4 separate regions of the Homo sapiens genome follow, and all the other regions are linked to region 1. Evidence: chromatin contacts called from ENCODE Hi-C or POLR2A ChIA-PET data. All regions are on one chromosome and are shown on one strand. The core of a region is the stretch at or near the end of the contact, and the rest is flanking DNA. Distances in the headings are between cores, read along the strand shown.

Region 1 (8,000 bases), core at 2,470-4,969:
AAGTATTTTATGCTGAAGTTTATAATAAAAATCAGGAATCAGGTAATATAATTCTAGTAATTTTACTTTTAAAAATTTACCTGCTAATGGTGATTGGGTCTGATTCATTTACTTTTATTTTTCACAGTGTTTTGATAAAGGTTCACATTAAAGGCCTTGGGGTGGTAATGTGATGAGAATGTCAAAGGAAGAGCTGGCTGGGGTGGTGTGAGAAAACCAGTGGTAAGAAAAGAAATGGAAGTAATAGGTAAGGACTAGATCAGGTAGGCCTTGTAGGCCATGGTAAGGACCTGAGATTTTGTGTTGCCTTTTAAAGGTTTTGGGACCATCTCAATTATAACTATGAAAGATCTGGCTGCTGTGAGGGGAACAGACTGTAGTGGAATAAGAGTGGAAGCATTGAGGCCAAGTAGAAAGCTATTGCAATAGGCAATGGTGGCCTGGACTACTATAGCAGCAGTAACAGTGATGCAAAGTATTTAATCCAGAATAAATGTTGAAGGTAGAGGGAACAGAAATGTATTGACAATTCGGCGAAGTGGGTGGATCACTTGAGGTCAGGAGTTCGAGATCAACCTGGCCAACATGGTGAAACCTCGTCTCTACTAAAAATAGAAAAATTAGATGGGCGTGGTGGCACATGCCTGTAGTCCTAGCCACTTGGGAGGCCAAGGCAGGAGAATGGCTTGAACCTGGGAGGTGGAGGTTGCAGTCAGCCCAGATCATGCCATTGCACTCCAGCCTGGATGACAGAGCGAGACTCCATCTCAAAAAAAAAAAAAAAAAAAAAAAATTATTGGCAATTGGCTGTCAATAAATTGGTGTGAGAAAAAGAGGTTTTTGGCCTGAGCCACCGAATGAATACCGTTCACACTGGTCTCCCTGCCTAGTCTATAGGAGGTGGACATTGCTTCATGGAGGCTATGTTTGAGAGGCAGGGAGATTAGTTAGGAGGCCACTGCAGTCTTCCTGGGAAGATGAAGGGGCCTGAACCTGGGCAGGGGCTATTTGTGTAGAGATATGTTTATGAGGTAAAAATCGCCAGTTAGAATAGGTTAGAGATATTTACTTAACATTGAAGATCGCTGAATCTTTTTTCCCATTAACTCCACTTATTGGTGTCTACTCAAGAGCAGGGTTACCTGAGGGCTGTTTCTGTGTAGCTCTAGAGCTAAACTAAAAATGTTTCTTAAATTTTTAAAGGATGCGAGAGAGAGAGGAATATGCAACAGAAACCATACGTGGCGCTCAAAACCAAAAATATTTACTATCTAATCCTTCCCTTATCAAACCGTTTGCCCACCTCTGCCCTAGATCAGTGGTGTTTGTTTTTTTTGAGACGGAGTTTTCACTGTTGTCACCCAGGCTGGAGTGCAATAGCGCGATCTCAGCTCACCGCAACCTCCGCCTCCCAGGTTCAAGCGATTCTCCTGCCTCAGCCTCCCGAGTAGCTGGGATTACAGGCATGCGCCACCACGCCCGGCTAATTTTGTATTTTTAGTAGAGACGAGGTTTCTCCATGTTGGTCAGGCTGGTCTCAAACTCCTGACCTCAGGTGATCCGCCCCCCTCGGCCTTCCAAAGTGCTGGGATTACAGTCGTGAGCTGCCGCGCCCGGCCTATATCAGTGGTTTTTAAAGTGTGGCTCCTAGAGCAGCAGTAGCACCATCAGCTGAGAACTTGTTAGAAGTGCAAATTCTCGGGCCTCTGTTGAATCAGAAACTTAGGGAGTGGGGCCCAACTATCTGTTTTAACAAGCCCTACAGGTGATTTCGGTGCACATTAAGGTCTGAGAACCACTGCTCTAGAGAAAGTTCTGCACCTCTGCAGGATACATGGTGAAGAATATTTATAATAGCATTGCACGGAAGAGCTCCAAACCGGAAACACTTGAAGGTTAGTCAGCAGTAGGGCAGATAAGTGAATTGCGGCAATTAGTACAATGGGAGTATTCTATAGTTTGCCTGAGGGTATGGACTGTGGAGGCAGATTGCCTGTGTTTGAATCCCAGCTCCAGTGAATAGTAGCAGTGTAGTCCTGGGTAAGTTACTTGACCTCTCCAAGCCTGTTTTCTCATCTATAAAATGGGCATAAAAATAGCAACTACTGGCCGGGTGCGGTGGCTCACGCCTGTAATCCCAACACTTTAGGAGGCCAAGGCGGGCGGATCACGAGGTCAGGTGTGTTCGAGACCAGCCTGGCCAACATAGTGAAACCTCGTCTCTACTAAAAATATAAAAATTAGTTGGGTGTGGTGGCATGCGCCTGTAGTCCCAGCTACTAGGGAGCCTGAGGCAGGAGAACCGCTTGAACCCGGGAGGCGGAGGTTGCAGTGAGCCAAGACCGTGCCATTGCACTCCAGCCTGGGCGACACAGAGAGACTCCATCTTAAAAAAAAAAAAAAAAAAAAAATATATATATATATATATATATATGTACATACATATAGCAACTAGCTCATAGGGTTACTGTGAGGCTCAGAAGGCTGTATAATTACAAGAATGCCTGGTATATAAGCCCAGTATATTAAAGGACAGCCGGCATGTAATGTATTTTGATGCTTTAAGGAAAAACATCAGGTTGATTTCATTAAAGTGATGGTCTGCCCAAATATTTTGCATATAACAGTATCTTTAAGCAGTCTAAAGGTAAAGATATTGTAGACTTTGGAGGCCCTAATGTTGGCATTGCCTCTGCCAATATTTAAGGTATTTGACGTATTGTCTTAACATGCCAAATACCTTAAAATTGCCCTTACAGGATTGCGAAGAAAACTGATGAGATGTACATGCTTGCGTCCACCATGTTTAGTTCGTAAGCATTCATTAATGTATTTTTTCCTTTCCGTTTCTTTGAACACTTCCTCAGTCCTTCATTCCAAAATTCCTGTGCTATCTCGGTATTCTCTGAAAACACTGCCAGACCTAAGATGCAAAGTGGCTTCCTTGACTACAAGATTTGGCTTGGCTTTGTCCATGAAACAAGGTCACCAGTGTCTCACCCTGGGGGCAAGTCTGGGCTTAGAGCTAGAACAGGACTGTAATCCTTGTATTTCAGGCCTTCTTTTAGCTTTAGTATGTAAAATGCTTTAGTATCTACTGATATTTAGCCATGCCTAAATTCGTAACAAGGACACAAAGAAATAGTCTTTTCCCCCTCTGTAAAGCCCACGTCATGTTCTTCCTTTACTGCAGGGCCTCTTAATGGGGCTTAAAACCTAGGATGGGTTAAGTAAACAATGTAGGTGAGTTTAGTGTGCAAACAGCTGAAATCACCGGCTGCATTTTAAGCTCGTCTACAGCAGCAACCTGCAGACACCTATTCAGAGAGATTACTAAATTCCCTCCTTCCCATTAATAAAAAGGACCAGAATATCAGTCTACAAAAGACACTGCGTTGCTGCGAACCAGCTCTCGCTTGCGCGATCAGGAAGAAGGGCGGCAAGGCTGGAGCCTCGGGACCGGAGAAAGGCAGCCTGCTTGTGACGTCAAATCAGCGGACTCTTATCTTGGCTTTAGGCCGGTTCCGGTTCCCCGGCTTTCCGGGCGCGAGCGTGTGCGAGCGCGGCAGCGTACTGCGCGTGCTCCGCAGAGGGACACGGGAAGGTTGGGTCCGGCTCTGGAGGAGATGCGTGATTGGCTGACGCTGTGCTCGGGGGTTCCCTGGCCCTTTCGGCAGGGGTAAAACAATAAGAGGGGGCGGTGGCAAAGGGGGCGGGACGTCCGTGGTCCTTGTCGCACGTCGCAGCGCCTGGCGCCCGGGAAGAGGTGGTTGTGAGGCAGACGAACTCGCGGCTCTCCGGCTTCCGAGGCTTCCGAGTTGTCGGAGGAAGGGGGCGGCGAGCAATAAGAACCCGCCGCACCCGGTCCTCAGCGACTCTTCTGACCTCCGCGCGACGTACCCGCCGCCGCCGTTGGCTGGAGGTGTGTACGGGCGCCGGGAGGGGAGGTCGGTGTGGTGGTCGGAAAGGGACATTCCATTCGCGCTCCGCGGCGCGAGGCAATCGTCCGGTGTGTGAGCCCGGGAGCCGGAGGTGTAGCGGCAGAGACATTGTTCTTGCCGGCTCCCTACGGTGCCGTGTGTGCGTGAGAGAAGACCAGTCTTTCCTCTAGGTGAGGGGTGGGAGGCCGCCTGGGAAGGGAGGTGACCCGCGAGCGTCTTGCGGGCAGAGGGCTCCGAGTGCACAGGTGGGGTTGAGGTTTATTGGGGATGAGGTGGCGAAGTGGGGGGGGAGGCACGCAGCAGCTCCCGAAGGCGCGCTGATGGAAGCTTAATACAGGAAGTGTGGGAGCAGGCTTTCTGGAGGGGATGTTTTAGGGTGGGTAGCCCACCGTTCCTGTTTCCGAATCGTTTTCGGCTCTTGTACCTTGTTCCTTCGGAGCGGAGAGGCCGTCGCCACCCCGCCCGTGGGGGGAGGGGAAAAGAGGTTGTGTCGACGGAGGCAGAAGCGACGCAGATGCGAAAGTGGCGGCCTCCGGGCACCATTTCTGTGCACGGAAACAGAATCCGGGTTTGAAGGCAGCCGCCGCTTCGCTTACCCAGTACCTAGTGTTCCGTCGTGTTTGACCAACCCCCCTCTCCCTGCCACCGCGGGTTTAATCCGAACGTGTTCGGATACTGGAACTGTAACGTGCGCCTTCTTCGTCCCCCTCTTATGCAGACGATCCCTTATTGACTCGGGAATGGCTTTTGGGGGATGGGTTCCCGCTTTTGTTGGGATGGGGGGACAGAAAGGAACAGAAGCTTCCCTAGATTGTGTTGATTTTGTTAGTGGAATCTGATAGAATTTTTCCTGCGTCTCTAAAAGCAGATTTCTTAAGATGGCCCTTTGCCGCTTTGGGGCGAATATAGATTTTCGTCTATAATTTCCTGCATAGATCAGCTTTTTTCCCCAAGACATACTTAATGTTCTAACGGATTTGGGGGGTGGGAGGAGAGTGCCTTTTCCTTCATAACAACAACAAAAAAAAGGCACTTGCACTTTTAGCTGGAATAGTAAAGTCCTGTTCTCCCTGTATGATTGTTGTGGGATATTAACTTGGATTAAGATACTGTGGTTTTAGGTTCAAGGCTCTGTACCTTGTTCTGGTCTTTCAAACGTTAGTGTTGCAGGTACCTGGATCTAGGAAACATTAACTGTCGTTAAGAGAGCCCCGGTGTACTAGAGTGGGAGATGATGGCAATTTTTCTCTAGCTCCATATTTGGCAGTTAATATAGCCTTAGGCATGTGAACCAAGTTTCTAAGTAAACTTTTGGCCCTGTTAGCATCCAGTGGTCTTTTTGATAATCCAAGATTCCTGGTCTTAGGAGATAAACGGTACGATGAGTTTGAACCTCAGGATTGAATTATCCTTTCTTTGGCAGTAACATTTTTCTTAAATGTTTAAGATTACTCTTATGGGCCTTTATGTTATGATTTAATCTTTACAAACTAATTCTGAAAAGCAGTCAAGGAATTGTAGGAATAATAAGGACCTAGAATGAATTTCTTACTAAGAGCTGTCATAGTTCAGATTGATATTCAGGGTCGAAATATTAGTAATAGTGAAAAAACATCAAGAGTGAACCAGAATGCTTGTGGGATGGATGGGGATAAAAATTAGAAGGTAAAGAAGAAAACACATTATTTGACCATTTCGTAGAGTAACTAACTTAACTGTTCAGTTAGCAGCTGAGCAGTTGATTTGTCAGCAGGCAACTCCTGGTTTGAAGAAAGTGTTGGCACTGTGTCTTTAGATTCTGAAAACTTCCCTCCTTATCCTGCAAAATTATCGCTGTTTATTACGCATAATTAGGATTGAACATTTTCCCCCTAGATTGCTTTAAAAAGACTTTCCACATATTTTGAGTGAATATGGAGACAGTGAATGACTCCTTTTCAATGTTGATTTTGAAAGGCACAAACTAAAGTGTTGCGTCTGAACTTAAATTCAGTAGAATTTAATGGACAAACATGACCTAGTTACTCTCCACTGGTAGACACTTGTTTTATATCCGATAGAATAAATTGGTCCACCCACCTTCAGGAAGGTCCTGGCCTACCTTCAGAAGCAATAGAATTAGTTTCTTGACTGTCGTGTTTCTGCTTACTTTTATCTGCTAATTTCCAAGTATTTTACCCTATCTTGAAACCATAGGTATATTGAAAATTATTCTTGGATTTTCTGTTGCTGTCCTGCTGTATTCCTTTGCTTTTCACTCTTCTCAACAGTTTCACATAAGCTAACAATTGCTTGTTTAAAATTAATTTTTTGTATTGTTGGAAGAGCTGGCTGCTCTTCCAAAGCGGTTGTTCCTAACCAAAGTGTAATGAAAACATCAGTTGAGTCAGGAGTCAGGAGACCTGATTTCAAATCCTCTTTCTTTTTACTGTAACTGAGGAACCCCAAACACCTTTCCTTAGGCTCTCTAAACATCCTTTTCTGTAAATGAAGATAATGCCCTATCTATTTTAAAGACAAAAGAAAATAGTAGGTTACTTGTTAAACTTTAAAACATAGTATAAATACATGCTTTATTTTTGTGGACAGCAAGCATTTCCATTTCTTACTGCTTGGTCACTTTTAATAGCTTCTGAATTTTAAAACTAGCCTCCCTCAACTTCTGAGAAGGACAGAAAACAAAAACACCTTTTGGAGCCTGAATAAGAGATTTAATCCATAACTTACTTTTATTATTTATTTGTACCACTATGATTCTTAGATCTTCTTTGTGAAGCTTTCATTCAATGGTGTACCACAAAAGATTGAAGGTCATTTCTTTAAAAAGGTATAGTGTTCCTTAGATTGTTTAAGTTACTTCAAACAAAAACCATCTGGAATTTCAGAAAGTTCCAGTATTAATATGCATTTAGCTGTTGGAAATGGATATAGTCCATGGTTCAATTAAAATAAATAAACCTGACTAGTTTGAGCCCAGCTATGAGTGAGGGACTCCAGAGGGGAAAGGGGTAAGTATCCTATAGTGGAGATAAGCTGTGTCTTAGCACCCACATAACCTTTGGTAACAGTATCTGGTAAAGAGAACTGCCTCCTATTACTAGAGGTCTTATTCTTTTTATAATAACTAATACCAAGTACTTACAACTCAGCTCACTGCAACCTCCGCCCCCGGGTTCAAGCGATTCTCCTGCTTCAGCCTCCTGAGTAGCTGGGATTACAGGCGCCCGCCACTGCACACGGCTAACTTTTTTGTGTTTTTAGTAGAGATGGGTTTTGCCATGTTGGTCAGGCTGGTCTCGAACTCCTGACCTCAGGTGATCCACCCATCTCGGCCTCCCGAAGTGCTAGAATTACAGGCGTGAGCCACTGCACCCGGCCTCTTTTTCCTTTTGTAGTTTCTGGTACATACATAGTAGCCATAAAATAAATGTTGAAATGAATTTATTTTGTATAACCCATTGACTCAGCTTGTGGATGGGAATGAATGAAGTAAGACAAAGGCGCAGAGAGTGAAATTGCAGAGAATAATATTAGGTGATTAAAATATTTGTATAGAATTTGATACAGGGATGAGAAAGTATAGTAGGAGATAAATTTGAAAGGTTGGTTATGACATTGAATGTCAGACTGGATTTCTGTGTAGGGCCTTAGATGCCAAACTGAATGCAGGTGTTTGGATTTTACTCAGTACAGTATATACTACACGTGATACAGGGGCTTGAAAGACTTTTGAAGAATAAAAGGTCTGAACAGTGGGAGTGAAAAGGAGGGCACAAATTCCACCTTCTGAATTGTAAGGATTTCACAGTTTAAGTGGCAAAGCTAAAGGGGAGAAAGTCACGACTGAGCTTTCAAGTTGAGAAGATTATGACACTTTTAACAGAAATAAGGAAATAGCTTTCTTTGGTGCATGCGTGTATTGGGACATATGTGGGTCATGTCTAGGTGTTCAGTATGTGGTGACAAATGTAAAATTTGAACTTATGGTATAGACTAGATACACGTTTAGGTAGACATGAGACCAGAAGCTGAAATTGCCAGGTTAGAAGACAGAACCTT
Region 2 (8,000 bases), core at 2,792-5,291, 8.1 Mb after region 1:
GCAGAATGGAGATCTACAGAATAGTGTTATTTGTTGTGATCTTAAGAGAAACAATGTGTACATAATAGAATATAACTATAACTAATAAGCAATGGTTGACACAAAGGTAATTTAGGAAATGTAAAGATCAGTTAATTTATATAGCACTTTACAATTAATGACACATTGCAGACCTTAACAACTCATAGCGTGGTAAAACTATTTTGTAAACATTGCTGCCACCTACCTGTACATTGCAAGCACATTTTATTAACTTTTCCATTATGGTCTACATAGCATAGATAGCATTTCTATTGGAGGATAATTTTTTATCAGAAAAGGATACTTAAATGAATCTCCTTAACAGAGGGACCAACATTTGGCAGTAAGGAGTAAAAGAAAAAAAATTACATTATAAAAAAAAACCAAAATCATAAAACTAAGTCTATTTTATCTTAGCAAATATTGTTATAATTGTGACTATGCTATACTTTTTAGAAGAAATTCATTTTTCATGTGTAATTTTTCTGACAAAATTATATGATAGTCATTTGCTAATATTTTCACTTTTGACTTTTGCAGAATAAATAATAAATGTTTTTGCAAAAGTTTTTAGAACTTAAGCAATTTTATTAAGTTCAAGTTTCCCCATCATTTTTCTATGAAATATTTCAAACATACAGAGAAACTGAAAGAGTATTGTTAATAAACACACCAATGAACTAGATTCAATAATTGTTAATATTTTGCCGTATGTATTTAACTATCTCAATCTCTTTATGATTAACAATTTCAAAGTACTTACAAATATCACAAGACATTTTACCTCTAAATACTTTGATATGCATATCCTAAGAGTAAGGACAAATTACATAGACATAATCACATTATAATACCTAAGAAAACTTTACAATTCTCTAATATCATCTGAAAATTAATTTTTTCATTTTCACTTATTGCTTAATGCTCTTTACAGTTACTTTGTTTTGAACTAGACTCTAATCAAAGTTTACACATTGCATTTGGTTTTCATACAGTGCCTTTGAGTCTCTCTCATTTTCTCTTTCTCTCTTTTATCATCGCTCTCACAGATTTACTGAGGTATAATTTACTGTAAAAGTCACTATTTTGGCCAGGTGTGGTGGCTCATGCCTGTAACCCAGCAATTCGGGAGGCAGAAGCCAGAGGATCACTTGAGCCCAAGAGTTCAGGACCAGCTTGGGCAACATAGGAAGATCCCATCTCTACAAAAAATTAAAAAAAAAAAAATTAGCAGGGTGTGGTGGTGCATGCCTGTGGTCCCAGATATTCACGAGGCTGAGGCAGGAGAATCATTTTAGCCCAGCAGGTAGAGGCTGCAGTGGGCCTTGATTGTGCCACTGCACTCCAGCCTGGGCAACCAAGCAAGACCTTTCTCAAAAAAAAAAAGGTCGCCTTTTTCAGGGGCACAGTTCTAACTAGGAATTTTGACAAATAGATATAGCCATGTAACTACCATCGTAATCAAGACATAGAATATTTTCAGCACCGCAAAAAGTTCCCTCTTATTCCTTTACAGTCTTTTTTCCCCCACCCTCCTCAACCCCTGGTAACCAGCGATTTGATTTCTTTTCATACAGTCATTGATGTCCAGCTTCTTTCACTTAGTACAGTGCTTTCAAGATTCATCCATATTGTATATCAGTAGTTTGCTTTTATTGCTGAAGAGTATTGCACTGCATTGAGGTACATTTGTTTATCCACTCACCAGGACAGATGCACATGTTAAGCTGTGGGGTGGGAATGAATACAGACTAATTTTTAAGTGTTAGTTCAGTTGTGAATATTTTTGTGCTAACACTTAATGGAAGACACTTTGGTAGTAAATACCCATACCATAGTTATTTGATGGAAATCAAAGATCTAAAACAAAATATTCTTTGAAATAGTTTCAAGATTTACAAATTTTAAATTATGTACCTAAAACCATAAGTAACGAAAAGTTTTTTTTACTTCTCTTTCAAGCCAAATTTCTGGATACTTTATGTTCCCATATACACATCTAATTATGTATATGTTAATACTTCCATATACTGATATGTAAATACACACATGCACACACACCCCTTAACTAGGTAAGTAGTTGTGAAAGAAAACTTCAAGATTGTCCTAGCAGTTCATAAGAAGTAATCTTTGATGTATTTTGGGGGGAGATTTATAACGACAAACTTGGGTTTTTAAATAAATATTACTCCCCCCATTAATTAGCAATCCTATTTTAGGATACTAAAACCATGGTGGGCTATTAAGTACTACAACAAGTACATATGGAAGTAAAACGTTTCTCTGGAAACTGTGGAGTCTCCACAACTGTTTTTATAAGAGTACTGCTCTATTTTCTTTAGAACAGTTAATCCTCAACGCCCTCTGTGGCCTGCTTTCTGCAGCAGCACAAGCCATTGCATTCCAAATTTCTCAAAATAAGTGTGGGACTTAGTTTCCAGTGGAAGCAGGAGGATATAATTTTACATGTGGGACTTTACATCTATAATCGTGCTTGCTAAAATTTCTTACCCAGAGGCAAAGAGTGTAGTGATTAAGAGCTCAGTTGTGGAGTGAGAATTCTTGGGATAATAACCCATCCTACCATTTAGTGGTGATGTGATCTTGGGTAAGACACTTAGCTCTCTGTGTTTCAGTGCCCTTGTTTATAAAACAGGAATATTAATTGTTCTCTTCAATGCATGCAAAGCATTTCAGAACTGGGCATAGAGTATGCAGTCAATAAATGTTAGTGTTTATCATTATCTATTCCAAATGTGACAGCACCAAATTATAAGTTGGACTGATTGGCAAAACTGCCAAACATAGTAAAAAACTCTCCATAATGATTCCAATAGCTTTATTATTGAATTCTTACTATGTTCCAAACATTGTGCTTAGATCTTAACAGGAATTATTCAATTACAACATCTCAACCACTTTAATAGTATTCTCATTTTGCAGACAAGAGAATTAAGGAACAGATAACTTAGTTGCCCATAATGGCAGAATTAATGGAATGGAGTGCAATCCAGGCCTAATTTCAGTCAGAGATCATAGTTCCTTTTTTTCTATCAAAAAAATAAATAAAATAAAAAAATTGGCCTTCATAGTTGACAGCATTTGTTAAAGCACTACATGTTTTAAAAATCTATTAGCTCAACTCCTGATTAATGTATTTATTCAATTAGTAAACTATTTTCTGATTAGAATTTTCTTGTAATTTTAAATTAAATAATAAAATAAGATACAGCTTCATAGAATCATACACTGGTCAGGTGAGAAGTCTTCAGAGCGTCTAATTTAGACTTCCATTCTATCACTATGGAAACACCCAGAATGGTGCCGCAATTTTGCCCTCCATAACATAGCTAGTCAATGGCTGGCAGGTTTCAGGATTCTGTATAGAATTCTTTTCAGTGCATCATACTTAAATGATAGATATTTACGTGGGTCATTTGTTGGCAATGCATCATAAAAATATCGCCCACATACTTGAAAAAGAATACAAGCCATCATCACCATTATTATACATAATTATTCAATTATTTTCAGAGATGATGGTTAGATGGGCTGGGCGTGGCTGACGAATCTGCATTAGAAAAATCTCTTCAAAAAAAGATTCTATTAAAAAAAAAGTCGTCTGCAATTTCTACCTCTCATCCTTCCAAGTATTACTTATTATTCCTTAATAGAACTGTTGAGAAGTTTTACATTGGGCACAAGGAGCGGTTCCCAGGATCGTGCCTTCCTAATAAAAGCCCAGTCTCGCGCCTGTCCCGGGCGCGGCGCTGAGGAAGGGAGGTGGGAAGAGCAGAGCGGCTAGAGGTAGGGCGGGCGGGTGGGTCTGCAGGCTGGAGGGCCGTTGGCCTGGAGCATGAAGGGGCGAGCCCACTAACGGCTTGCTTCCTATTGGACGGCGCGGCCCGTTTTGCGCATGTGTCTCCGGGTTCAAACCCAGGCACAGGCCAAGCGTTCTTGTTTGTTGAGGGCGGAGCCAATGGCGGGGGAGTGTTGTTAGCGCGCGCCTTCCGGATCGCAGCTCTCGCGGCAGTCGCCTGAGACTTAAGGTTATTGCTTGGCCGCGGCCTGGTATTCCGGCGATTCGTTTCTTGCTCGGCTTCCTGGAGCTGTGGTCCGTGTGGGCTTCCACCTCAGACAGTTGCGCTGGCTCAGCGGGGCCGGAACATGGCTGCGTCCGGTCTGGTAAGTGCAGGCCCCCCGCTCCAGGCGAGTGGTTGAGCGGCTGGCTGGGGCACGGGCGCCCGAGGCTGGGGAGAAGGAAATGCTAGGCTGAGGCTGTGATCTCTGAGGGATTTCAGTGGGAAAGCCGCAGGAATTTTTGAAATCAAGTGTGATCGTGTGTCGATAACCAGAGTTAATTTACTGTACTTTTATTATTTCTTAAGTTTTCATGTCGTCATTTCGTCTGTGCCTACGTCTTACTCTTGAGAGGTGCTTGTGATTTCTGCTGGGTTTTTTTTTGTTTTTGTTTTTGAGACGGGGTCTTGCTCTGTCCCCCAGGCTGGAGTGCAGTGGCGCGATCTTGGCTTCTGCTTTTTAGTCTAGCTCCAGTTCCTAGGCCTCCAAATAACTTTTCTCCCCATGGTAGAAGTATTGAAACGCCTTAAAAGTGTGTCTTTGCGTCACACTTGGTAGTTGGGAGAAACAGATTATGTAACAAGTACGTCTCGAAATAATTTGACGTTTTCAGTTCTTCTGTCAAAATGGTGGCCTTTTATGCAGTTCTTGAGGCTGATTTATGGAGCATATGTTATTGACAAACTCTTCTGAAAGACAGCTATCAGTTAAAAGGTACAAGCTGTGAATGACTAATGGGGGCGACAACTCATTTTGTTTACATATTTCTGGACTTCTTTGGTGTTCACTATTCTATATTTCATACTTTGGTTATGGTTACTATATAAAAATCCGTATCATTTCTTTTCTAATTTATCTCCCCTTCTAAGAAAATCTTCAGCTTCGATGATCTCCCATTATGTGACGTTATACATATAAACATAAAGAGTTGTATGAAAGAATAATATAATCTATACTTTTTACTATGAGCACATATATTGTTTACATTATATATAATCAGAAGAAAGCAATAAAGCCATTCTCACTGTGGGGAGAGAAGCGGAATAAAGCTTACCAGATGCCTGCAGTTCAGTTTTTAAATGCCTGTCATAACCTATGTTATGTCATAACATAACCTCAAAATTGTTTTGAGCCCTTAGGAGATGTTTGGTGTATAGCATGCCCATACTGGATGAAGTTACTTTGAAAATAAATTTTACTCGACTCTATCTTAAAGAAACCAAATTGATGATTTACTTTTCTTTCAGGATCATCTCAAAAATGGCTACAGAAGAAGATTTTGTCGACCTTCCAGGTGATTTACGTACTTAAGCTTTTAAGATTATTTTTATTCTCATCGTTAATAGATTTTTAAATGAAGAAAGGAAAAACTATCACCTCTGACTAATATAATGATTTCTGTGCCCACTGATTAAGGGTAGTCATCTTATACTAACGGGAATGTTAATGCAAGCAGTGCAATGACTTTGTGGCTGTGAAAAAAGAAATTCACCTGATAAAATAGTGGAACCAGGAAGAGGGAGTCTCAGTTCTGACTAAGTGACTGCCATGGGAAAAGCATTTTGTAGAATGAATCAAATGGTAAAATTAGAAAGATGTAGCTTATTCAGTGGGGCAAAAAGAAAAATAGTACATGCTGTCGTGCATTTGTTGAGTGCTTGTTTGGGTTGTTTTGGTTCTTCTTTTAGTTGTAAAACCTGTAAAAAGTAAATTTTCTAGTTAAATATTTACTAGTAATAGGATGAAAAGCATGTTTTTAAAAGTGAAGATGTTATTATGAATAACGTCATGTTTATTGAGCTGTGATTTTAGTAGGTCCAATGGGGCACAGAAGTATGTTCTTTTGTTTACAAGAAGCTTAGATTTCTGTTGGGAAAATGTATATGTACATTTGTGAAACAATTTAATGGACAAAAATTATTACTTGCAATACTGAAGTAATGACTTGTGTATCATAGAGAGTAGGCCTATATATAATTAGGCATTAACTTGCAGTATAGACAGCCATGTGAGAAATTAGGGATTTGTGTGTTGTTGATATTAAGAAAAGCTTTAAAGTTGTAGTGTAACTTTGGTGGACCTTGAACAGGTATTTAAAGACTAAGATAAAGTATATTCCAGACATAGAAAGTAACTTAACGAAGGAACCAAAGTAGGAATACATATATTTGTCAGTAGCAGAGAGACCTGATTTAAGAAGGTTGAATATGTTGGGTAGAAGTGGAAAACAAGACCATATGAGTTGGATTGAGCCATAAAATGGATATGTTAGGCTTTAGGCATCTATTATAGGCTTGAATAAGCTCTCCTAAATCTTCTGTGGAATAAGGGCTATCTGATATAAACACACACACACATTTAAAAAAGCAAAGATGTTTGATGTTTACAAAGTAGCTTAAGGAGGGTGTTGTAGTAATCTACACATGGTGGAGGTGCTTTTATGCTAAGGTAATAATGACAAAGGGGAAGAAAAGACGAATTTGATAAATTTTGAAAAAGCTGTTGCCTAATGTGACCTGCGTTCTAATAGTGACTCTGCATTATCACCTTGGCAAATCTGATCTTTTTGGATCTCATCCTTGAAACAGGTAATAGCAGGAGTGTATTTATAGCTGTGCAATATGTGCACCTGTAGGTGGTATTTTGGGGTGATGTCAAGGCCAGAATTTATAATAGTCACCTATATATATTCTGGTAGAAAACCGGCCACTAATACTACTTAGGTTTACAAACTGAGGTAGGCCATTTGACCATTTTGGGTTTCAGTTTGCCTATCTGCAAAATGAGGGCATAGGATTCAGCTAGGGGTTTTTAACTAGATTTGCACATCAGAATTACCTCCATCACCCTAGGAAATCTAATTAAATTGGTTTGTGGGAAGTGACCAATTAAGTGTATTTCTGCAAAGCTCCAAAAGTAACTTTACACATCTATTTGGATGATGATTATTGGACTGGATGATTTCTGAGATCTTTCAGTTATAAAACTTTATGATGGATGACCTGATAATGCACTGTGGCTCACAGTTTTTAATTACTGCATATATAGTACTTTTCCAGCTCTCAATAATAGGAATGTTGTAGATCAGGGATCAGTAAACTCTGGCTGATAGGCCAGCCAAATGTTTTGTCACAGGTTTTATTTCAATTTTATTGGAACACAGCCATGCCTCTTTGTTTACATACTGTCTGTGGTTGCTTTTGGGCTAGAATGGGAGAGTCGACTGGTTGTGACAGAGACTATGGTTTACAAGCCTAAAATATTTACCATCTGGCCCTTTAAGCAAAAGTTTGTCCACTCTGTTAGAGATGCATGTCAATTTTATACTGATTGAAATCCAGATGTTCTTCAACAGGTAAATGGTTAAACACTGTGGTACACACATAGCATGGAACATTACTTGACTCTAAAAAGCAATGAAATATTGGTACATTCAACTTGGATTTATTTCCATAGAATTGTGTTGAGTGAAAAAAGCCAAGGCAAGAGGATACATGTTGTATGATTCTATTTACATATAATTGTTTCCACATGACAGAGTTTTAGAAATGGAGGACAGATTAGTGGTTGCCAGAGGTTAGGAATGAGAGGAGGCAGGAAGGAGATGAGAGAAAGGTGGTTATGATTACAAAAGGACAATAGAGGATCTTTGTGATGATGGAACTATTCAGTATCTTGACTCTGGTTGTTTTATCTGCACCTACAGATGTGATACATTTTGTATATATACACACAAACATGAGTATGTTCAGAAATGAGTACATGTAGAACTGGAGAAATCACAATAGCATTGGTAGATTGTATCAATATCAGTATCCTGATTGTGATAATATGCTATAGTTTTGCAAAATATTAGCACTGAGGAGAACTAGGTAAAGTGAACAAGGGGTCTGTATTAT
Region 3 (8,000 bases), core at 3,989-6,488, 7.6 Mb before region 1:
ATGTCTTACATCCAGGTCACACTGATGCAAAAGGTGGGTTCCCATGGTCTTGGGCAGCCCCAGCCTGTGGCTTTGCAGGGTGCAGCCCCTCTCCTGACTGCTTTCATGAGCTGGCATTAACTGACTAAAGCTTTTCCAGGTGTGCAATGCAAGCTGTCAGTGTATCTACCATTCTGGGGTCTGAAGGATGGTGGCTCTCTTCTCACAGCTCCACTATGCAGTGCCCCAGTGGGGACTCTGTGTGGGGGTCCACACCACACATTTCCCTTCTGCATTGCCCTAGCAGAAGTTCTCTTATGAGGGCTCTGCCCCTGTAGCAGACCTTTGCCTGGACATCCAGGCATTTCCATACAACCTCTGAAATCTAGGCAGAGGTCCCCAAACATCACTTCTTGACTTCTGTGCGCCCTCAGGCACAACAACACATGTAAGCCACCAAGGTTTGGGGCTCGCACCCTCTGATGCAATGGGTTGAGCTGTACGTTGGCCTCTTTTTGCCACAGCTGGGATGCAGGACACCAAGTCCCAAGACTGCACAAAGCAGCAAGGCCCTGGGCCTGGCCCACAAAACCATTTTTCCTTCCTAGGCCTCCTGGCTTGTGATGGGAGGGGCTGCCATGAAGACCTCTGACATGCCCTGAGACATTTTCCCCATTGTCTTGGTGATTCACATTTGGCTCCTCATTACTTATGCAAATTTCTGCAGCCCCCTTGAATTTCTCCTCAGAAAATGGGTTTTTCCTTTCTATCGTATCATCAGGCTGCAAATTTTCTGAACTTTTATGTTGTGCTTCCCTTTTGAACACAAGTTCCAATTCCAAACCATATCTTTGTGAATACATAAAACTAAATGCTTTTAACAGTACCCAAGTTACCTCTGGAATGCTTTGTTGCTTACAAATTTCTTCTGCCAGATTCCCTAAATCATCTCTTTCAAGTTCAAAGTTTCACAAATCTCTAGGGCAGAGGCAAAATGCCACCAGTCTTTTTGCTAAAATATAGCAAGAGTCACCTTTGCTCTAGTTCCCAAGTTCCTCATCTCCATCTGAGACTACCTCAGCCTGGACTTTACTGTCCATATCACTGTCAGCATTTTGGTCAAAGCCATTCAACAAATCTCTAGGAAGTTCCAAACTTTCCCACATCTTCCTGCCTTCTGAGCCCTCCAAACTGTCTGTTATCCAGTTCCAAAGTTGCTTTCACATTTTCGGGTATCTTTACATCAGCACCCCACTATACCAGTACCAATTTACTGTATTAGTCTGTTCTGATGCTGCTAATAAAGACATACCTGAGACTGAGTAACTTATAAAGGAAAGAGATTTAAGTGACTTACAGTTCCACATGGCTGGGGAGGCATCACAATCATGAAGTTGAAGGAGGAGCAAAGGCACATCTTAACGTGGCAGCAGGCAAGAGAACTTGTGTAGGGGAACTCCCCTTTATAAAACCATCAGATCTTGTGAGACTTGTTCACTATCTTAAGAACAGCATGGGAAAGACCTGTCCCCATGATTCAATTACCTCCCACTGGGTCCCTCCCATGACAGATGGGAATTTATGGAGGCTACAATTCAAAATGAGATTTGGATGGGGACACAGCCAAACCATATCACACCTTCATAGAAACAACCAGAATAATGGTTTACTTGTCTAGTTTTTTTGAGACAGGGTCTTGCTCTGTCACCTAGGCCAGAATGCAGTGGTGTGCACTGCAACCTTGACCGCTCGGGCTCAAGTGATCCTCCTACCTCAGCCTCCTGAGCAGCTGGGACTAAAGGAGTGCACCACCAAGCCCAGCTAATTTTTTTAAAGATTTTTGTAGCGATGAGGTCTCACTTTGTTGCACAGACTGGTCTTGAACTCCTGGGCTCAAGCAATCCTGCCTCAGCTTCCCAAAATGTTGAGATGACAAGTGTAAGCTACCAACCTGAGCTTCATAAGCCTCTTAACTAATATCCCTACTTATCTCACTGCTTGCCTACAGTTTACTCTCAACCCAGTATTGAGAGTAATTATTTAAAATATAAGTCAGTATGAGACAAGAACTATGAGAGGAAAATAAAATAAAATAGAAGTCAGGTCATGTCTCTGTTCTGTTCACAATCCTCCAATGGCTCCCTCTTATTTCACTTAGAGAAAAGCCAAAGTCCTTACCACGGTATGTAAGACCCCACACAACCTGGTCCCTAGTCCTCTCTGCTCTCATCCCTGATCTCTCTCCCTTTTGCTCACTCTACTCTATCCACACTGGCCTCCTTGCTCTTATTAAGAAAACACTTCAAGCTTGCTCCCATCTTAGGGCCCTTGCACTAGACATCCCTCTAAGAGTATCTAGTGATATTCTTCCCTCAGATCTCTCATAGCTACTCCCTTATCTCCTTCAAGTCTTTGAGAAAGTGAGATCAGGGCTGTCCTACCACCCCAATTACCATATTTAAGTATACATACAGCCTGTCCCTACTTTTCCCTGTTACTCTTCTTTTCTCCATACCACTTACCACCTTCGAACATACTGCAAAATCTATTTGATTACCTTTTTCAGTCCTTGTGATGTGGGGAGGGGTTGTCTTGTTTCCAAAGCCTTGTCAGTCATTGTAATTCATTCTTCTGGCCACCATAAAAAAGATGAGAGGTTTATTATTTGTTTTTTTGAGACAGGGTCTCACTCTGTCACCCAGGCTGGAGTGCAGTGGCATGACCATGGCTCACAAAGCCTCAACCTCGGGGGCTCAAGCAATCCTCCCACTTCAGCCTCCCAAGTAGCTGAGACCACAGGCATATGCCATTATTCTCAGCTAATTTTTGAATTTTTAGTAGAGATGAGGTCTCACTATGTTGCCTAGACTGGTCCTGAGTTCCTGGGCTCAAGCAATTCTCTCACCTGGGTCTCTCAAGTGTTGGGATCACAGGTGTGAGCCACAGTGCCTGGCCAGAATAATTTTTGACCAAATGTTTTGGCACTATGGCCTAGCCAAATTGACATGTAAAATTAACCATTTCAGTTCCTGTGGGTAATAGGTTTAAAACAAAATGAGTTCCTGCCCAATCCAAAATGAGGAATTGGCGTTGTGTACATGTACCCTAAAACTTAAAGTATAATAATAATAAAATTTTAAAAAAAAAGAAAGTCACTTCAAAAAAAACAAAAAACAAAATGAGGAATCGGAGCCTTACAGGCCCTTTTAGAGAAAGCCTAGTCCCTTCCTTTTCTGAAGAGTTTGCAGCAGTTAAATGGCTTTCCCAAGGGCATACTGTGCCTTGGCATTAGTCTAGAGGAGACTCCTGAAAGTTAGGGCTCTACTCTATGTGACTGTTCTCTTGTCCTACAAATTAGCAGAGTGACATGTGGGTACCCATCTCAGTTTCCTGTGCACTTTAATTGGACCAAATATCTTAGGATTGAATCACCTCTGGGCAGGGTCAGCATCATGGGTACATGTGCAGTCACCCAGGGCCTACGCTAAGAAGGACCTTGTACTTGGTTTAATGTCCTGCTGTTGCCATCTTGAAATTCTTAATATATTTTTTTAAACAAAGAGTTTGGACCTATATTGGAAAGTCATGGATGCAATACATGACTGATATTACACCCTTTTCAGGTTTGAGTCAGATCTAAATCATCTCCAATCTAACAACTAGGAGTGTTACTAAATTGCCTGCTGGCCTTTATTCTTTGCAGGCAGGAGAAAGGCTAGGTACCCCCTGCCTCATTGCACCAAAGTGGCCAGGCATCCAACTTGCTGTACTTGAGCCATGCAAGAAGTCACAGAATCATTGTACATGTTTTACAGAAAGGAGCCTAAAGACTAAGTCAACTTCCTAGAATATTAAAATCCAGATGAGTGACTTGCCTAGGGTTACTCAGTGAGAGGTTAAATGAGTTGATACATGTAAAGTGCCTGGCACACAGCGATATACAGAGTTGCTTATGAATAAGAGTACTGACCATCTGAGGCAGGAGGATCTCTTTAGCCCAGCTGTTCAAGACCAACCTGGGCAATATAGTGAGACCTCCTCTCTATGAAAAATTAAAAATTAGCCAGCCACGGTGGCTCGTGTCTGTGGTCCCAGATATTTAGAATGCTGAGATGGGAGGATCGATTGAGCCCAAGAGGTGGAGGCTGCAGTGAGCCATGATCCCTCCACTGGTCTCCAGCCTGGATGACAGAGCAAGACTCTGCTGACCAGACTTTTCAGCTTCAGGTTCTTAGCATCACACATGCTGGTTGTCTACTGATTACAAAAACTCCTTTGAAGGGCTGTCAAATTTAAAATTTTCACTTGTGTAATGAACATCCCTTAACCCTGAATGCGATTTTAATTTACAGTCTTGTATGTGGCCACTTGGTGCCCTTTTTTTTTTTTATGGCTAAACGTGTACGCAAATTCTTCTTTTGGATTCAGTAGGTTTTTCAAAGCTTTTTTTTTTTTTTCCTGGTACAACTGTTCCATATGAATAAACACTATCCTTTTCATTTTATGGAGAAAGCTGATAATAGGGTTAAATTATAGGGGGCCATTGTTTTGAACTAAGTTCCTGCACTAGGTCCCAACAGATCAGACTAAGAATCAAGAGTCACCCATGCTAAAGTTCCAAGTCACCAAACTAAAACTAAGTTGTATCTGACATTCTGAGAAGTCAGGAAAGAGAGACAACAGCCAATTTTCCAACCAGGCCATTTCAAAATGCAATCGTCATGACAATTAAGTTTCCTGTTTTAGTCCTTAACCTGGTGTAACCTAATGTTAACCAATCCGTTATTTCTCTGTTGTTGTTTCCCTGTCCCCGCCTCGCAATGAAAGTAATTTGAAGTGACCAATCCGCTTTTTGTTCTCTGCTTCTGCTTTCTTCAGCCCTTTTTCTGTCTATAAAGCCAACTTCCTCCGCTCGACTCTTTGGAACACTTATTCTATTTTACAGAATAAGGTGTTGCCCGATTCTATTTTTTGTTTGTTTCCTCAGAGACCCCGTTCTGAGTGTTGCCCGATAATGGAACCACAAAGTCAATCAAGATCGAGTTGTAAAAAATTACAACTAAATTTATTGTAATTTTTTTGCCTTTTGCCAATAGAAATCCCTTTTTCATTAAGTATTCCTCCCTAGAGTAAGCGACCACGATGACCCCAATTTCACAAGTAAGGATGAGGAAAGGTTCTGCCCACACCGCCGCCCAGCCTGGCAGACTAGGATTGCATCCTGCGGGTGCCACTGCGCATGCCTGCCGGGGAATGACGTCAATCCGAGCTCGTCCCGGCCTCACCAGCGCCATGCTGGGCTCGCGAGCCGCGGGGTTCGCGCGGGGCCTGCGGGCTGTGGCACTGGCGTGGCTGCCGGGCTGGCGGGGCCGCTCCTTCGCCCTGGCGCGTGCGGCAGGCGCGCCCCACGGTGGTGACTTGCAGCCCCCCGCCTGTCCCGAGCCGCGCGGGCGCCAGCTCAGTTTGTCCGCGGCGGCGGTGGTGGACTCTGCGCCCCGCCCCCTGCAGCCGTACTTGCGCCTCATGCGGTTGGACAAGCCCATTGGTGAGTGCGGGCGGGCGGGCAGCCCGGGAATTTGCAAGTAGCAGCCTCCGAGTCGGCTCCGCGGAGCTGTCCGCGGCGGCCGGCCGGGGCGTGATGGAAATGAGAACCTGAAAGCTTGGGCTTGGCTGCCGGGTGCCGTGCGCCCTGGGGCGAATCACCTCGGGACACTTTGAAATGAGAGCCTGAAAGCTTGAGCTTGGCTGCCGGCTGCCGTGCGCCCTGGGGCGAGTCACCTCAGGACACGCAGTCGGGACAGTCTCCTAAAGGACCCGCCAGTTTCACGTCTGTCTGCATCCTGAGCACCTGAAGCGGGCAAGATAATTCTCATTCCACAAACACTTGTTTAAATGGTGACTCAAGCGGAAGGTTCCGTTCTCGTGGCCCTCCTTCATTTATTAGAATGTTTGATCCTCCCCGCAATCTTGTAAGGCCCACAAAGACAATCCTTAAGACAGTTAAGACGCTGAGGAAACTAAGGCTCCTCGTCAGAGCCAGACCAGAAGAACTCTGTGTTTTGATGCTGAGTCGGAGCTCTTTTACCTGCATCACCCATAAGGCAAAGATTTAATTCATTTGAACGCAGCAGGGACAGCGCTTACGGACTGCCTGTCAGCTTACAATCGCCCCCGACAGAAAGATTTTCCTGACCTTCCTATCTTAATTAACACCTACCAACCTCACTTTCTATCGCTTTATCCGCAATTTTTCTTAATAGCACTCACCACTAACTAACCTTATGCGCTTGTTGATTGATTGGCTTCTCCAGTAGTGTTAAGTGAATTAATAAGTTCCTACTACGTTGTCCGGCCATAGAGATAGAAAAAGCTATGGAAACCCTTTGCTTTCAAGGAACTCTGGTCTAGTTGAAAAAGACTATTTGGTGAGCTAGGAAAATATGGATCAAATATGAGTGATACAAAAGCAAGTGCTACAGGAAAAAGAGAAATTACTGTGGATCCCTTGCTGGAAAGTTTCGAGAAGAAATTATACTCCAAAGGACAAGTTGATTTTGCAGAGGAGGGAAGAGATCTTAGTGCGGGAAGTACTTTTGCAAAGACCCAAGGGTGGAGTGTTAGAACACTAAGAATACGAGCCTGACCTGGAACACCAAGTGGGTGTGGAAAATGGGAAACGAGACTAGACAAGAACATATCTGAAGAAGCTGGATAGCGTGGAGGAAGAAGTGAAGGATGAACTCCAGCCAATCTAGATGATGACATTTGCCATTGCAGTGTATGGAGATGTAGTCAAAGGCCTAGGTACATTTACTCCACTTTTGCCCGTACAAGACCCGAATTAGGCCTTGCTTTTGGTATTCTAGATTTATGCACGACCTATTTGGGATTAGAGCACTAAGTTATAACAATCAGCTATCAAAGCATAAAAGCCTACTGAATGATAGGTACAGCCCTGCCATCATTGGGAAGCTGTGTATGACCCCCATGAGTTTTGGGGCCACATTCACGTTGAGAGGCATGCATTTCCAAGCCCAGTTCCAATCTGAAGCCTGGCTGTAATTCTGTTCTTGGAGTCTGTGGCATGGAGTGGCAGTGTAGCCTTATAGATGAACATCTGCCATTATTCCCATTTCCCCAGTTAAACCTCTGGCTTCTATCTTAGTGGCTGGACCTTCCGCCATGTAACAGAAGGCAACAAAGGGGTTATGAGCAAAACTTTGGAGCCAAACCTCTTGGATGTGAACCTCCACCCTGCTCATCTGAGGGACCTTGGATAAATTACTTCACCTCTCTGGGCATCCGTTTTTCATCTGTAAAATGAAGATACTATTAATGATAATATGGACGTTATGAGGTCACGAAAATTCATTAATATATGTTAAGTGCTTAGAACAGTGCCTGTCATAATATGTGCTGAAGAAATAGCCATTATTATCTTAGAAGTGGGGAATGGAGAAAATTGTACTTACAGATTGTGTATGTTTGGAAGATACCAGCCTGCATGGTTTGGTTCTAAATAAGGTGATCATTACAGGATTTTTCAGAAAACTAAATAGTACTATGTTAGAATTCGCTCAACAAATGTATTTTGAACCCCTACCATATGCCAGAAACAATAATTGACAGGAGTAGAATTCCAGGTTTGATAATTCTTTATTTAAATTCTTATTTTGTGGGATAATTATGTGTTCGTTGTTTTACTTTGTTGAAGTTATATCTTGTTACCTTCATTGATCAATAGTAGGTTTTCGTTGTTTTTGAGAAGGCAATACAGCTTCTTTCAAATGGGCTAAACTACCTTATTCCAGAAAGTGTCAGCAGGTGGCACTCTTTCCACCAAATTGGAAGTGTAATTTTTTGTTTTACCACGTTTATGGGTGATTATGTTGTCTTGAAGATCATCTGTTTTTGATCTGTCCATCACCCCTCAGAACTTGCTCATTTTATTTCATCTCCCATAGAGTTTTTCCCTTTTCTACAAAAACATTTCTTTTTGCAATCTACTTGTCTCTTGTCTT
Region 4 (8,000 bases), core at 2,183-4,682, 7.3 Mb after region 1:
AAAAAAAAAAGAGTATGGAAGTTCCTCAAATATAGAACTACCATATGATCCAGCAATTCTATTTCTGTGTATATATCCAAAACAATTGAAATCAGGCTCTCAAAAGAGATATCTGTACTTCCATGTTCATTGTTATATTTTTACAATTATATTGTGATGATCCCTGAGGTCTGAAGAGGATTTTTGGCTGCAAGTTTTTAGTTCAGCATCTTTACCCAGAAAGTTATTTCCACCCATAGCTAGGCCAAAAATCTGAGTCACTCAATACTACATTTTCTGGTTAAGTTCACCAACAATAATTGTTAGAACAATCCATCTTTCCTGAACTACAGAAACAATAAAAATAACAATAGCTCCAGCTTATTGATCACTTAACTGCCTTTAAAAAAATCATTTGAAACATTATAGCAATCCTTTGGAAATTATTTCTAAATTCCCATTTATTAAGATACTAAAGATTAGAAGTTAATTTCTCTAAGGTCTCATGCTATTGAGAGACAGAGCTGGAATTTGTACCCACGTCATTATGACTGCAAAGCTTACTCTCTTAATCACTACACAATAGCTTCAGACCAATGTTCAACATACCTAGAGTTCATCCTTTATAACCTCAACAACTTTTCCTATTTACTAACATGACTGAATTAAAAACCGCATTTTTTTACAGCTGTGCTCTTAGTTTAACATAAACTTACTTCATTTTATTTTTTGAGACAGGGTCCAGCTCTGTTGCCCAGGCTGGAGTGCAGAGGCGTAATCATGTCTCACTGCAGCCTTGACCTCGCCGGCTCAAGCAATCCTCCCACTTTGGCCCCCAGAGAAGTTGGGACTACAGGTGTGCACCACCATGACCAGCTATTTTTTATTTTATTTTCTGCAGAGATGTGGTTTCGCCAGGTTGCCCAAGCTGGTCTTAAAACTCCTGAGCCCAAGTGATCCACCTGCCTTGGCCTCCCAAAGGGCTGGAATTACAGGCATGTGCCACTGCAGCTGGCCCCATAAACTTATTTTAATAACAAAGATGCAAATATGGAATTCTATTTACATTAAAAATTACTCCTTAGTTCTAATAGGACAAATGTAGAATCAGGGAAAATGGCATTTTGATATCTTCTAAATTACTTGGCTGTTTTCTTATGCTCTTCTTTACAAAAAATTATTAAAGGAAACTCAAATATGCAAAAAAGTAGAGAAGAGAGTATAATATTAACTAATGTATGTGGAAATCAAAAGGTATCTGAGGCAGGTCTCAATCAATTTAGAAAGTTTATTTTGCCAAGGTTAAGAAAGAGCCCATGACAGCCTCAAGCTGTCCTGATGACATGTGCCCAAGGTGGTCGTGCACAGCTTCATTTTATACATTTTAGGGATACATGAGACATCAATCACCAGCTTGACTTCTTCCTTTGGCTTAGTGATGTTGGGGAGATTTTCCTTTCACATATGTATCGCCCAGCTTCAACAATTGTTAACTCATGGGTAGACTTGTTTAATCTATTCTCCTACCCATTTCGCTACACCTGCCACCAGTTTGATAAATCCCAGATACCATATAATTTCATTTGCAAATATTTATTACTATTCTTATTATTATTTTGAGACAGAGTCTAGCTCTGTTGTCCTGGTTGGGGTGAAAGTGGCACAATCTCAGCTCACTGCAACCTCCGCCTCCCGGGTTCAAGCAATTCTGCCTTAGCCTCCCGAGTAGCTGGGACTACAGGCGCATGCCATCATGCCTGGCTAATTTTTGTATTTTTAGCAGAGACGGGGTTTCACCATATTGGTCAGGCTGGTCTCAAACTCCTGACCACAGGTGATCCGCCCGCCTGGGCCTCCCGAAGTGCTGGGATTACAGGTATGAGCCACTGCATCTGGCCTGCAAATATTTTCATATGAATCATGAAATTATAAGAAATTCTTTAAAAAGCAAAACTTATTAAAACTAAAAATACAAATAGCAATTCCTCAGGATCATCAGATATTATTTAATGTGTGTGTGTGTGTGTGTTTGTGGCGTGTGCGTGTTCGTATATTCAAATTAGTGTTCAATTAAGGTCCTAGAAATGGGGCCACTCCTGGTGGCTTCACACCTGTAATCCCGCACTTTGGGAGGCCGAGGTGGGAGGATTGCTGGAGCCCAGGATTTAGACACTAGCCTGGGCAAGATGGCTAGGTGTTAGCCATCTTGCGGAGATGGTATATCTCCACAAAAAATGCAAAAAATGTGTCGGATGTGGTGGAGCATGCCTGTAGTTCCAGCTACCTGGGAGGTTAAGGTGGGAGGATCACTTGAGCCCAAGGTTGCAGTGAGCCATGATCACACCACTGCACTCCAGCCTGTGTCACAGTGAGACCACGTCTCAAAAAAAAAGAGGTACCACATTCTAGACTTCTAGACTACTTGTCTTTCCCTGAATATGCAGTTAGTTTGCCAGTTTGTCTTCATATCACGAAGTTACTTAGTTACCTTTTTCAGATTTTTCTTTCCCTTATAACTCAGTTATAGTTCAAGGAAGCAAAATTAGATTGTTTCCGTTGGACAATGAATCTTAAGCAAGTTTCTCTTGCAGATTTTACCACACTATGTAGTTATGTATCTACTGGTCATTTATTCTGTAGTTTCGATTCCTCGATGGTCTGCTTAAATCAATTTTGTGCCCCAGGGCCTTGATAACATGTTTAAATTAGTTATTAATTACAAAGACCTATTATGATACAATTCTTTCCCCAATTAAAAACAAAACTAGGCCGGGCGTGGTAGCTCACGCCTGTAATCCCAGCACTTCATCCTGGCCAACATGGTGAAATCCCGTCTCTACTAAAAATAAAAAAATTAACTGGGCGTGGTGGCGGGCGCCTGTAGTCCCAGCTACTCAGGAGGCAGAGCCAGGAGAATCGCTTGAACCTGGGAGGCGGAGGTTGCGGTGAGCCGAGATCGCGCTGCTGCACTCCAACCTAGCGACAGAGCGAGACTCCGTCTCAAAACAAACAAAAACTAGCAGGCTTTTGTGACTACAAACAAGCTGGTTGCATGCTGCACTGCCTTTGGGTAAGAGTGGAACTCCAACTAAGAAAGTACATCTGGTAAACATAAGGGATTCACCCAGACTTGTCCTAAATAAGACTCCGATTACCCGAACTGAATCAGGAGTCCTTTAGAGCGACTCTAGCTAAGAAGGCCTGTTAGGCCCTGCACTAAGAGTTTCAGGTGGGAAAATTGCGCCATCCAGTTATAGGCCGTACAGCGGGAACTCCATGAACAACCTGGGTAACCTAATCCCTGAATAAGACTCCTTCCAGGTACCAGTGGGCTGAGGGCGGCAGGGCGACGCGCTGACGTCACGTCACGTTCCTTTGCACGTCCCCGCCTCCCCGCCCCTCTCCGCACTGTGACGTTCCCAGAGAGGAACGAAGCGTAAACAGCGCAGGGCATTTCGGGAGCGGGATTGTTTCGCGCAGGAAGCAGGCTCCATTTTAGCGCCGCCCGCCGTCGCCATCTGTTTCCCTTCCCTCCCCCATACCTAGCCCGAGTCTGAGCCCTAACGAGAAGGCTGGGCCTAGGCCGCTGGATGCTGGAGTGAAAGGAAGGGAGAAAGGGAAAAAGCGGGAAGAGTCGAGAAGGCTGAGTGTTAAGAGGCCAAGTGCGACGCGCGTATCCGGGCAGACGGACTGACGGACGGGCCCGTGCTTCTGCCGCGGCTGCGGCGCCCGCGCGAGTCGCGTCTAAGCGGCGGCGGCGGTGGCAGCGGCGGAAACCGAAGGGGAGCCATGGCGGCTGACAGTCGGGAGGAGAAAGGTTAGTGCGGAGAAAGATGACGGGCCGAGGCGAGGCTGGGGCCCGGGAGTGGGGTGATGGAGCAGTGGTCGTCGTTGGGGGTGGGGGGTGGGGGTTGGGGAGGTTAGCTGGCCTCGCGAGGAGCCGGTGGCCCCCACCGAGACACTTAGACTCTGGCGGAGACCAGGCCTGCCCTTTCGTCCTCAGTCTCCATATGGCCTAGCACTTCATCTCAGTAGGGTTTTTCTTTGATGCGGATTTCACGCTTGACTTTCCGTTTAGCTGTCTTGGGCTGAGAGGGGCCCTTTCTGAGTTGCAAGCTCCTAGGTTTATTTCCTGGTAGGATCATGCGGATGTAACGCGTATTTTCAGGACAACCATTTCTGTTAGGCTAAAATTTGAAAACCCCTAATGCCGCGATCAACACTGGTGGTGTGGTAAGTGAGCAAGTTTAGGAAGTGGCACTGGCAGGTTATTAATCTTGAGAAATATCTGCAAATAACTTCTGGCTGTTCCTGTTAAATAGGCAAAGTGAATTACCCGTTTTGTTCCTCGAATACTTATTTTGGAAAAACATAGTACTTGGAAAAAGGAATACTTAGTTTGGAAAGATGACTGTGTGACTTAGGCTGGCAAAGAAATCCTGGGTGCTATTATGTTAGAAAAACCGTGTGTAGCTCCCAGAGGGTACAGTCAGAAACAAATGAATGCAAGTTACAGAGAGTTGGAGGGATAAATTTCAGTGAAATGTAGAGAGAACTGACGTTGCTGTAATGGAAAGATAGTAATACTAAGTTCCCAAGCCCTAGAGATATTAATGTAGGTCCTAGATCAGTGTCTCTCTGGAGAGTGGTCTAGATTAAATGCTGCTTTAAGATCTTTTTCAACCCTAAGATTAACATAATAGTCTTGGAAAGATTATAGTTAAAAATATGACACGGTCGCTGCTCTGTGTCTCACACATCTCTTCTGTGTGCCTAATTGATTTGGGGTTTTTTTGTCGGGGGTTGTTAAGTGGGCTCTAGAGTCAAGTTACATTAGGCGTGTAATCCTTTTTTCTTAATTTTTCTGGTTTCTGCATCAGGAGAGTCTTCATGCTTCAATGAACTGCCCTAGGTTAGGGACAAGCTGGGAAAGTGGAATGGGTGGGAATACTTTTAAGATACTGCCCTTATCCTAAAGTAGTTCTTTGATTAGGTTATAGCAGTTTAATGTTCCATCCTTAAACTAAATGCTAAAAAATCTCCCTGGGCCTTTTTTTTTTTTTTTTTTGAGAAATCCAGAAGTAATGGGAACATAGGATTGTATGGTGTTAGTGAGTAAAGGAAAATGCTTTTAATTAGTTAACTCAGTTATTAAAATACATGATCTTAATTAGTAAGTATTCAGCAAACATCTGATTGTCTTTCTAATTTATGAACTGTGGATATGGGAGTCTGTAGTGGTTGTGGTGGGCGAAATGAACCAAACACAAAAATGAGTAAAATTCAGTACTTCTCAAGAATTCGTTGTCTAAGATGAAAATATTTACAAGTCGTTAATAGAGTAGACGCAGTAATGCACATTGAAGAAGAAAAGTAGATGATTTTAAAAGTTTTGCTTTAGAAATGATTTAGTGATGATAATGCAGTCCAAATACATAAACTGTGTAGCTATTACTGGGAAGTAGTGATATCACCTGTTGTCTATACATAGGATACATTTCCCCACTTTTGAAAAGGTTCTTTGCCTCACATTTGCTTAGTTTTTTTTATTTAATTTTCATAACTTTATTTAAAAACTTGATGTAAGTGCTTTATCTTTATAGTTTAGAACAAAGATTGTTTCTGGACTACACGGAGAACTAGCACTTACCTACTGGAATTGTTTATTTCGTTTTGGGAGAGTTCTAGGTAACCTACAGGTTGTATCATTTACTTGATGATCATCATCACACACTTAGCTTTATAGTTAGAATCAATACTTAGGTCTTCCTCTCTTAAGGAAAAGTGGGACTCTTAAGCGCTTTATTGTCTTACATGAAACAGGAAATTATAAGGATAAACCCTCTAAAAATCTCAGTCATGTCACAAACGTTAAGTTCTTTCTCAAATGATTCCATAAATGGTTTAAGATCTTGATAGCAAATGAGTCTATAAGTTGCAGAAATTGGCAATTATATTAATCACAGAACAGTAAAGACCCTTGTTCATAGAGTTCTTGATGGGGTTTTGCACTTATCTGGGTAATAAAGACATGAATTTCTATAATCTATAACAATGCTTCAATAATACTCATACCTAGAAGCTGCAGCCCATATAAGTGGACAGATTGCTAGCTCCCTGTGATTCCTGTGGTGATAATTTGCCCAAGAAACTGGATTTGAAAGGTGTTGCAATGTTGGTGTTAACTAATATTAAATGCCATTTTTCTATATAAGGAGGAAATATGCATCTTTTCTATTATTGCAAACACCTTGTATAAATTGTATTAATCTTTTACAAAGTTCTCTACAAAGAACAGTTACAAAAGTTTAATCTATCCAAAATGTGTATGAGTAATGTGTAATGAGTTACTGTGTTAAAAATAACGTGTTTTCTAGATTACCAGACTAGAAGCTCCCTGAGTGCCCGGAGTACATCTGTCTTGTTCACTGGGTTCTTTGTATACAGTAATTGTGTTTCAGTACCTTGAGTATTTACCAGGTTGGACTTCATTGACTGACTGGTTAAATGACATGTGCAGTATGATAACGAAAGCTAAGAGTTTCTCAGTTTAAGTTATACAACAGTTCTCCCCTGACCCCCAACCTCTACCAGCCTTATTTTCCTGGTAAATACGTTCTAAGATCCACAGTGGATACCTGAAACAATGGATATTACTATATCCTATCTATACTATGTTTTTTTCTATATGTATATACCTATGATGAAGTTTAATTTATAAGTCAGGGACTGTAAGAGATCAACCACAACAATAATAAAGTAGAACAGTCATTACAGTATGCCATCATCACTACTCTTGTGCTTTGGGGCTATTATTAAGTAAAATAAGAGTTACTTTGAACACTGACACTGCCATATGTGGACAGTTGATCTACTACCCGAGACAGTTACTAAATGACTAATGGCAGGTAACATATGCAATGCAAATATTTGTTGACCAAAGGGATGATTCATTTTCCAGGCAGGACAGAGTGGGACAGTGCGTAATTTCATCACACTACTTAGCGCACAATTTAAAACTTATGAATTATTTCTGGAATTCTCCATTTTTATATCTTTGGACAGTGATTGACTCAGTTGACTGGGGGTAACAAACCCTCAAAAGCAAAACCTTGGATAAGTGAGGGACTACTGTATATATACACACAGTTGTTTTCAGACGGCTTCTGTCGCCTAGGCTGGAGTGCAGTGGAGCAGTCACGGCTCACTGCATCCCCAACCTCCCAAGGGCTCCCTAGTAGCTGGGACTACAGGTGTGTGCCACCATGCCCAGCTAATTTTTTATTTTTAGTAGAGACGAGGTCTTCCTATGTTGCCCAGGATTGTCTTGAACTCCCGGGCTTAAGCAGTCTGCCTGCCTTAGCCTCCCAAAGTGCTGGAATTACAGGTGTGAGCCACCGTGCCCAGCCGTTATACAGACGGTTACATGCAGGTGTGTGTGTATATATATATATATATATATATGTACACACACAGTCATGTGCACACACATGCACACAGTCACGTGCACACAAACACAGTCGTGTCATTTAACAATGAAGATGGGCATTGTTAGGCGGTTTTGTTGTGTTATCATAGTGTGTTTACACAAACTTAGGTGGCATAACCTACTACATATCTAGGCTGTATGGTATAGTCTATTGTCCCTAGGCAACAGATCTGTTGGGCGTGCTACTGTAGGCAGTAGTAACACAATGGGAAATATTTGTGTATCTGAACATCAAAATGATGACTGTGCCACAACATTTGTATATACTATGTGTATATACTATGGCCCTCACTATAGTAATTTCTTAGGATAAAATTGCCTGTCTTGGTTCACTTTAGTTTGGGCTCTGTAAGGCATAGAGTACATATTGATACTCCAATATATTTATTTTACCTATAGTATAAGTAAGGTAGAAAATTTAAAATGATATCTTTGCACTTAAATTGTATGTTTTTATAAGAGCGGTTTTGGATGGGAAATCCAAGTTTTTAAACTTCATTTGGAGGAATGACGATTTTCAATGACAAAAACT

The links. A loop is a pair of places that touch in the nucleus more often than their neighbours do. ChIA-PET counts read pairs that join two places held with the same protein, here RNA polymerase II (POLR2A). Pooled maps may share reads with other maps.
Region 2: a loop to region 1 is called in a pooled map, with 6 times the contacts of the local background. The contact joins the promoter of CENPC here to the promoter of G3BP2 in region 1. A Hi-C loop is called at or near these places in 3 of 50 pooled maps.
Region 3: a map of B cell shows a loop between it and region 1 (19-fold over the local background). The contact joins the promoter of COQ2 here to the promoter of G3BP2 in region 1. A Hi-C loop is called at or near these places in 1 of 168 maps with a recorded cell type or tissue (B cell) and 4 of 50 pooled maps. POLR2A ChIA-PET finds 5 or more read pairs at or near these places in 1 of 52 experiments (CD4-positive, alpha-beta T cell).
Region 4: a loop to region 1 is called in a pooled map, with 11 times the contacts of the local background. The contact joins the promoter of YTHDC1 here to the promoter of G3BP2 in region 1. A Hi-C loop is called at or near these places in 5 of 50 pooled maps.

What each region holds. Positions count from the first base shown.
Region 1 is chr4:75,669,130-75,677,129 of GRCh38, reverse strand. It overlaps G3BP2 (G3BP stress granule assembly factor 2), which reads left to right and starts at 3,719. Exons shown (of 12, transcript NM_203505.3): 1 at 3,719-3,922. RefSeq lists enhancers at 929-1,905, 1,906-2,883, 3,620-3,909, 4,190-4,429, 3,862-4,839.
Region 2 is chr4:67,541,544-67,549,543 of GRCh38, reverse strand. It overlaps CENPC (centromere protein C), which reads left to right and starts at 4,041. Exons shown (of 19, transcript NM_001812.4): 1 at 4,041-4,206; 2 at 5,349-5,395. The coding sequence starts at 4,189. RefSeq lists a silencer at 3,757-3,896 and enhancers at 3,719-4,269, 4,047-4,286.
Region 3 is chr4:83,282,036-83,290,035 of GRCh38, reverse strand. It overlaps COQ2 (coenzyme Q2, polyprenyltransferase), which reads left to right and starts at 5,238. Exons shown (of 7, transcript NM_001358921.2): 1 at 5,238-5,524. The coding sequence starts at 5,272. RefSeq lists enhancers at 521-1,021, 5,106-5,400, 5,596-5,835 and a silencer at 5,206-5,535.
Region 4 is chr4:68,345,522-68,353,521 of GRCh38, reverse strand. It overlaps YTHDC1 (YTH N6-methyladenosine RNA binding protein C1), which reads left to right and starts at 3,432. Exons shown (of 17, transcript NM_001031732.4): 1 at 3,432-3,796. The coding sequence starts at 3,769. RefSeq lists an enhancer at 3,484-4,063.